Regions from separate parts of the Homo sapiens genome. Here region 2 is linked to region 1. A link is a loop called in an ENCODE intact Hi-C map of the cell type or tissue named here. Cell type or tissue: PC-3. All regions are shown on one strand. Each heading gives the region's core, and the rest is flanking DNA. Links, peaks and the distances in the headings are about the cores only.

Evidence for each region. Hi-C counts contacts between places; a loop is a spot of excess contacts. Peaks named below come from ENCODE experiments on the same cell type or tissue, not always from the same donor. Only the 100,000 strongest peaks of a DNase experiment are listed, where the experiment ranks them.
Region 2: it touches region 1 in a loop (4-fold over the local background); 1 of 110 quality-filtered maps calls a loop at or near these places.

The regions. Positions count from the first base shown.
Region 1 is chr5:98,212,959-98,215,885 of GRCh38, forward strand. It overlaps the pseudogene PSME2P1. Among named protein-coding and RNA genes, the nearest start is that of LINC01846, 53 kb to the left of the region's middle. In PC-3, for the core only: no CTCF peak of the experiment used is centred there; DNase peaks (open chromatin) are centred at 1,533 and 1,783; H3K4me3 peaks cover 327 bases; H3K27ac peaks cover 2,079 bases.
Region 2 is chr5:98,312,861-98,315,787 of GRCh38, forward strand. No RefSeq gene overlaps it. Among named protein-coding and RNA genes, the nearest start is that of LINC01846, 150 kb to the left of the region's middle. In PC-3, for the core only: no CTCF peak of the experiment used is centred there; a DNase peak (open chromatin) is centred at 1,581; H3K27ac peaks cover 2,360 bases.

The DNA of each region.
Region 1 (2,927 bases), core at 253-2,752:
AGAAAATATAACTCACATTAATATAATTTGGGATAATTCATAGATGCTCTAAAGCCTAGAAAAATCCTTAGACAGAAGAGAGGAGTATGCAAACAGTTTCCCAGAACTTCTGCCACTCAGATCAGATCATTTTCTGAAAATATGGTGGATAACAGAGCTGTTCTCCTTCTTGCACTGGAGAAACTTGTGCAAAATATATAGGTTGCCCTTAAGGCCATACAGAAATATCCAATATTTTTAACAGAACAGTCTGATTTACCACATCTAAAATTATAACACAGGGTTCTGTTTCCATTTCAAATCCTTAAAGCTTTTGATTTGTTTAGTACTGACAGAAAAAGAAATACAAAGGGATGCATACATCAAGTCAACACCTTCATCCCTAGAGTTTCATCAGGCTGTTTACATCTCAAAAGAGATCTTCTAGTAGCGACTGAAGCAGCATGGCCAAGCCTTGTGGGGTGCGCCTGAGCGGAGAAGCCCTTAAACAGGTGGAGGTCTTCAGGCAGAATCTTTTCCAGGAGGCTGAAGAATTCCTCTGCAGATTCTTGCCACAGAAAATCATATATCTGAATCAGCTCTTGCAAGAGGACTCCCTCAATGTGGCTGACCTGACTTCCCTCCGGTCCCCACTGGACGTCCCCATCCCAGACCCTCCACCCAAGGATGATGAGATGGAAACAGATAAGCAGGAGAAGAAAGACGTCCCTAAGTGTGGATTTCTCCCTGGGAATGAGAAAGTCCTGTCCCTCTTTGCCCTGGTTAAGCCAGAAGTCTGGACTCTCAAACAGAAATGCATTCTGGTGATTACGTGGATCCAACACCTGATCCCTAAGATTGACGATGGAAATGAGTTTGGGGTAGCAATCCAGGAGAAGGTGCTGGAGAGGGTGAATGCCGTCAAGATCAAAGTGGAAGCTTTCCAGACAACCATTTCCAAGTACTTCTCAGAACGTGGGGATCCTGTGGCCAAGGCCTCCGAGGAGACTCATGTAATGGATTACCGGGCCTTGGTGCTTGAGCCAGATGAGGCAGCCTATGGGGAGCTCAGGGCCATGGTGCTGGACCTGAGGGCCTTCTATGCTGAGCTTTATCATATCATCAGCAGCAACTTGGAGAAAATTGTCAACCCAAAGGGTGAAGAGAAGCCATCTATGTACTGAACCCAGGACTAGAAGGAAAATAAATGATCTACATGTTGTGTGGAAAAAAAAATTAAACTTAAAAATTTTTAAATTATTTACACATATGGGATCCCTTAGTTTTCTTTTGAGTTTATTTCAAAAGAAAACTAGGGGATCCCATATGTGTAAATAATTTTTAAATGTGTAGTAAGACTCATCCCCTCCATTTAACCAGTAAGAAATATAAACATAGTCATTTTTAATGATCCTCTTATATTTATGTGTTTAGCAAGTGGTGAATTCACCATTACAGACAGATTCATACACGCCCTTTTGAGTCAATAAGATAAGACCTAGTAATACTTATTTTTACCAAGCATCCCAAATGACGGATTAGTCATAAACTGTGATATTTCTTAGAACTTTTAAAATCCTCGGTTCACATATATTAAACCTACCTGAGGAGGTCTCTGAAAAAATGCAAATGGTAAACAGCTTCACCCAAGACCCACTGAATCAGACTCTGTAAGGGGTGGGGTCTGGGAATGAACATTTTCAGGAAGCTCCCAATATTATTCCAATTCACACCAAAGTTTGAAACCTACTTCACTGGAAGTTCCTTCCAGCCCTGTGATTTTTATGATCCTGGTTTATGACTAATCAGCCTAAATTTTACTTGGTAGACCACACATCTCCCTGCCAAACTTTCTCAGCCAAATATAGCAAGAGTTGACAGATGCCAAGTGGCAGTGGTCTTTGTCAGTGCCCATCCTAAAAGCAGCTGGGCCCACGTGGCCTCATCCCCAGCTGTCTTGAGCTGGGCAGCAGGTGCCGGGATGGCCAGCTGTTCTCCCAGGCAAGTCTGGCAACTCTGCTTGTCCAGATCTCGAATTTTCCCTTGGGTGGCCTTGCTTTTGTGGGTGGTCCAGCCGAACCTTAATCCTAGTGAGTGAGCATTCCAAAGCTGAAATACCCAAACCAGAGCCAGCAGAGAGCGCATATGTGTTTTATGTTTATAAATACATATTCATGCATTGGATTGGATGATCCCTCAAAGTCCTATCTAGCCTTAAATTCTATAAATTACGTGTGTTCATGTATAAATATTATGCAAAGTGTTGTCATACATATTCTTGGTTGCAGATGAAAATTTGTATAGCCCTGCCATTTCTACTGTCTCTCAACCCTCCTCTGTTTTTCAAAATAAGAACACCAAGAAAGCAAAACCTAAATACCGCCAGACTGAAATAACTACACCTAACAAATCTCATAGGAAAGAAAATGATGTGACAATACACTGCCTATGTGCAAAGGACATAAACATTTATAAAGGAGAGGGAGGGAGGGATGAACAGGCAGAGAACAGAGGGTTCTTAGGACAGTGAAAATATATATATATACGCTATGTATATTACTATATATATGTATACTATGTATAATATATAGTATAATACATAATGTATATATATATACACACTATGTATAAAGAGTATATACTACATGTATACATATGTAGTATAATGGTGGGTACATGTCTTTATACATTTGTCCAAACCTACAGATTGTACAACACCAAGAATGAGCCCTAACCTAATGGACTTTTAACGATAATGATGTGTCAATGTAGGTTCATCAATAGTAACGTATGTGCCACTCTAGTGTGGGACTTGATAATGTGGGAGGCTGACCATGTGTGGAATAATTCTGTACCTCCCTCTCAATTTTGCCATAAACCTAAAATTGCCCTAAAAAAGTCAAGTTTTTAAAAAATGTTACATATATGTACAGGAATAAAGACAATAC
Region 2 (2,927 bases), core at 212-2,711, 100 kb after region 1:
AGACCAGGGTGGCTGGGGATAAGGGAGTGAAGGAGTGTGGTGGAACACGTGGCCCATCATGTAGGTTTCAAAGTCACAGCACAAATATTTGCCTTTCCACAGTGTGTGACTGGGGACTTTTGAATAGAGGAATGACATGATCTCGTTTATGTTTTCACGGGATCACTCTGGCTGTTCCATTGAGAATAGACTGAAAGGAGTCTAGATGGAAGAAGGAATACCAGTCAGGAGATACAGTTATGATTCATGAGCAGGATGATGGCACTTGGGCCAGGGGATGTCAGTGGAGGTGGCAAGAAGTGTGATATGGTTTGCATCTGTGTCCCCACCCAAAACTCATGTTCAGTTGTAATCCTCAGTGTTGTAAGTGGGGCCTGGTAAGAAGAGATTGGATCATGGGGGCAGTTTCTAATGATTTCACACCACACCACTGGGGACTGTTCTCATGATATTGAGTGAGAAGTTATCCCCAGATCTGGTTGTTTAAAAGTGTGCAGCACCTCCCCACTCTCTCTCTTGCTCCTGCTCCCAGCCATGTGAAGTGCCAGTCCTCCTTCACCTTCCCCCATGATTGAAAGTTTCCAGAGGCCTCCCCAGCCATGCTACCTGTACAGCCTGAGGAATTGTGAGCCCATTAAACCTCTTTTCTTCATAAATTACCCACTCTCTGGCGTTTCTTTATAGCAATGTGAGAACCAGACATATTTTGTAGGCACCGATGGCACATTCAATGTGAAAAATGAGTGCCAGAGAAAGTTCAAGAATGACACCAAGATTATCTGAGAATACATGGGAACCTAAAACTTATTTTGATTGACATTAAATGGTCAATCACCTGCCCAGGCCCAAGGATCTCACCAAACAGAATCATCCAAAATACATGTTAGCATGTTACATGTTTTAATTTATGAAGAAGCACAAAGCAGAACCAGGTAATGCTATGGGCAGTACAAACTCAACGCACACAAATAGAGAAGATAATGGCTACAGAGAGGATTTGTGATGAAGCAGCATGATTAGTAATCTTTGCCTCTAAATGCAATTTCCAACACTGCCACCTTGACAGGCTAAACATCTGGCTAAAATTAACTCTTCTACTTCTAATTATTTCCCCTCAGATTGGACTTTCTCTACTCTCCTCTTCCCAGCAGTCCATAACTATGCCTAGCAATTATTAACAAAATATGCTTTATTGAAACTTTGTACATGTTCCAGCCCATATTATGCAAAAAACAAAAAAATCTCACTATGCTTGTTCTAGACTGAGTGTTAACCTTAAGGAGAGCTTATAACTAAAATAGTCACTTTTTCAATTGTATGATTTAGGCCAATCATTTAAATGGTATATGTAAAATAAAATAAAATGACTTGTAAAGTGGTTTAGACTACAATTGAGTGGTAGGAAGTATTCAGACAGGTTGGGTTTAAAGGTATTTTAGGGGGGCAAATTTTATGCTCCTTTTATCCTAACTGCTTGAGTAAACTCACCAACATCTTATAATAACATTCTATTTCCTGTCTCCATGTGAAGATTTATCACAATGAATCTGGTGAGATAATCCCTGTAATAGTAGAAGTCATTATGAAGTAATTGCATTGAAATGTGCTATGGAATGATGAGTACATATTTCTCTTTCTTGCCAACAAGTATATGAGTCTGTCATTGACTGAAAGACAGTAAAGCAATTCTCCTTTCTCCCCTCAACACAGCCTCTTTTGATTGGGAAAAAAAATTACAAAAAAAATGTGGTTCAGACTTCCCTGGCACATAATGCTGGCAGCATTGAGATGCAGAACTCTTTCCCATAGTAGGAGATGTACCATCTCCTTTACACTGCTTTTGCCTGTTTAACACTCTGCTGGTTATTAATGACATATTTGAGATCATAGTGACCTCTTTCAGCCTCCTCAAGCAGATGTAGCCCGGCGATGATAAAAACAAAATATCAAGTATAGCAGTATAATTCTATTTTGCAAACAAAATAGCTGGGTATTAACTACTTCAAAAGACTCTGTAGCCAGAACCCTCTCTCTGAAAAAAATAATGCCTTCATGTGGTATGATTAGTGAAAAAGTAGCATTGCTCTAAAATGAGATTAATTCCTAATTTCAACATCATTCACAACTTTCTTTTCAAGCTGCCTGAGGCCTGAAATTTTGTTTTTTTTAATCAATCTGTTGTTACTTTTTGTTATTATTCTTGAATGTTCACTCCTGAAGCCAGAATTACATTTGTGTCTCTGGGGTTTGAAATTGATTCAAAATTGACTGAAAGACAGCAACACAATTCTCCTTTCTCCCCTCGACACAGCCTCTTCTGATTGGGAAAAAAAAAAAATTACAAAAAAAATTTGGTTCAAACTTCCCTGGCACACAATGCTGGCAGTATTGAGATACAGGACTCTTTCCCATAGTAGGAGATGTACCATCTCCTTTACACTGCTTTTGCCTGTTTAACACTCTGCTGTTTAACACTCAATTCAAAATAGCTCTTTTCTACCATTTCCAAGCATGTTTTACTAAAACACGATATTGATATTCTCCTTGAGGGTATTGAATCTCTCCTCTCCAAGTTAAAGTGAAAATGGGGAATGGGACTGATGTTGACCCACTGATTCCTCTTAATGTCCATCTGTCTCACTTTTATTTACAAACATGAATCATGAATCAAAAACATTTGTGAAATAACAGTTTCTATATATGTTCCCTGGTTTGAAGTTCCCAAATAAAATATTTAATAGATATGCACTGGGCTCTTATTAAATGTATGACATTATGCTACATACTGTGGGGAGTGCTAAAAATTATTAAACTGTCCCCTGTCTCCTGCCAATCTGCTGGGAAGCCTGAGAAAGATAAGTCAACAATTATATTGCAAAGGATATCTACAGGTAAAAGTCTATCTACAGGTATAAGTGGGATGAAAT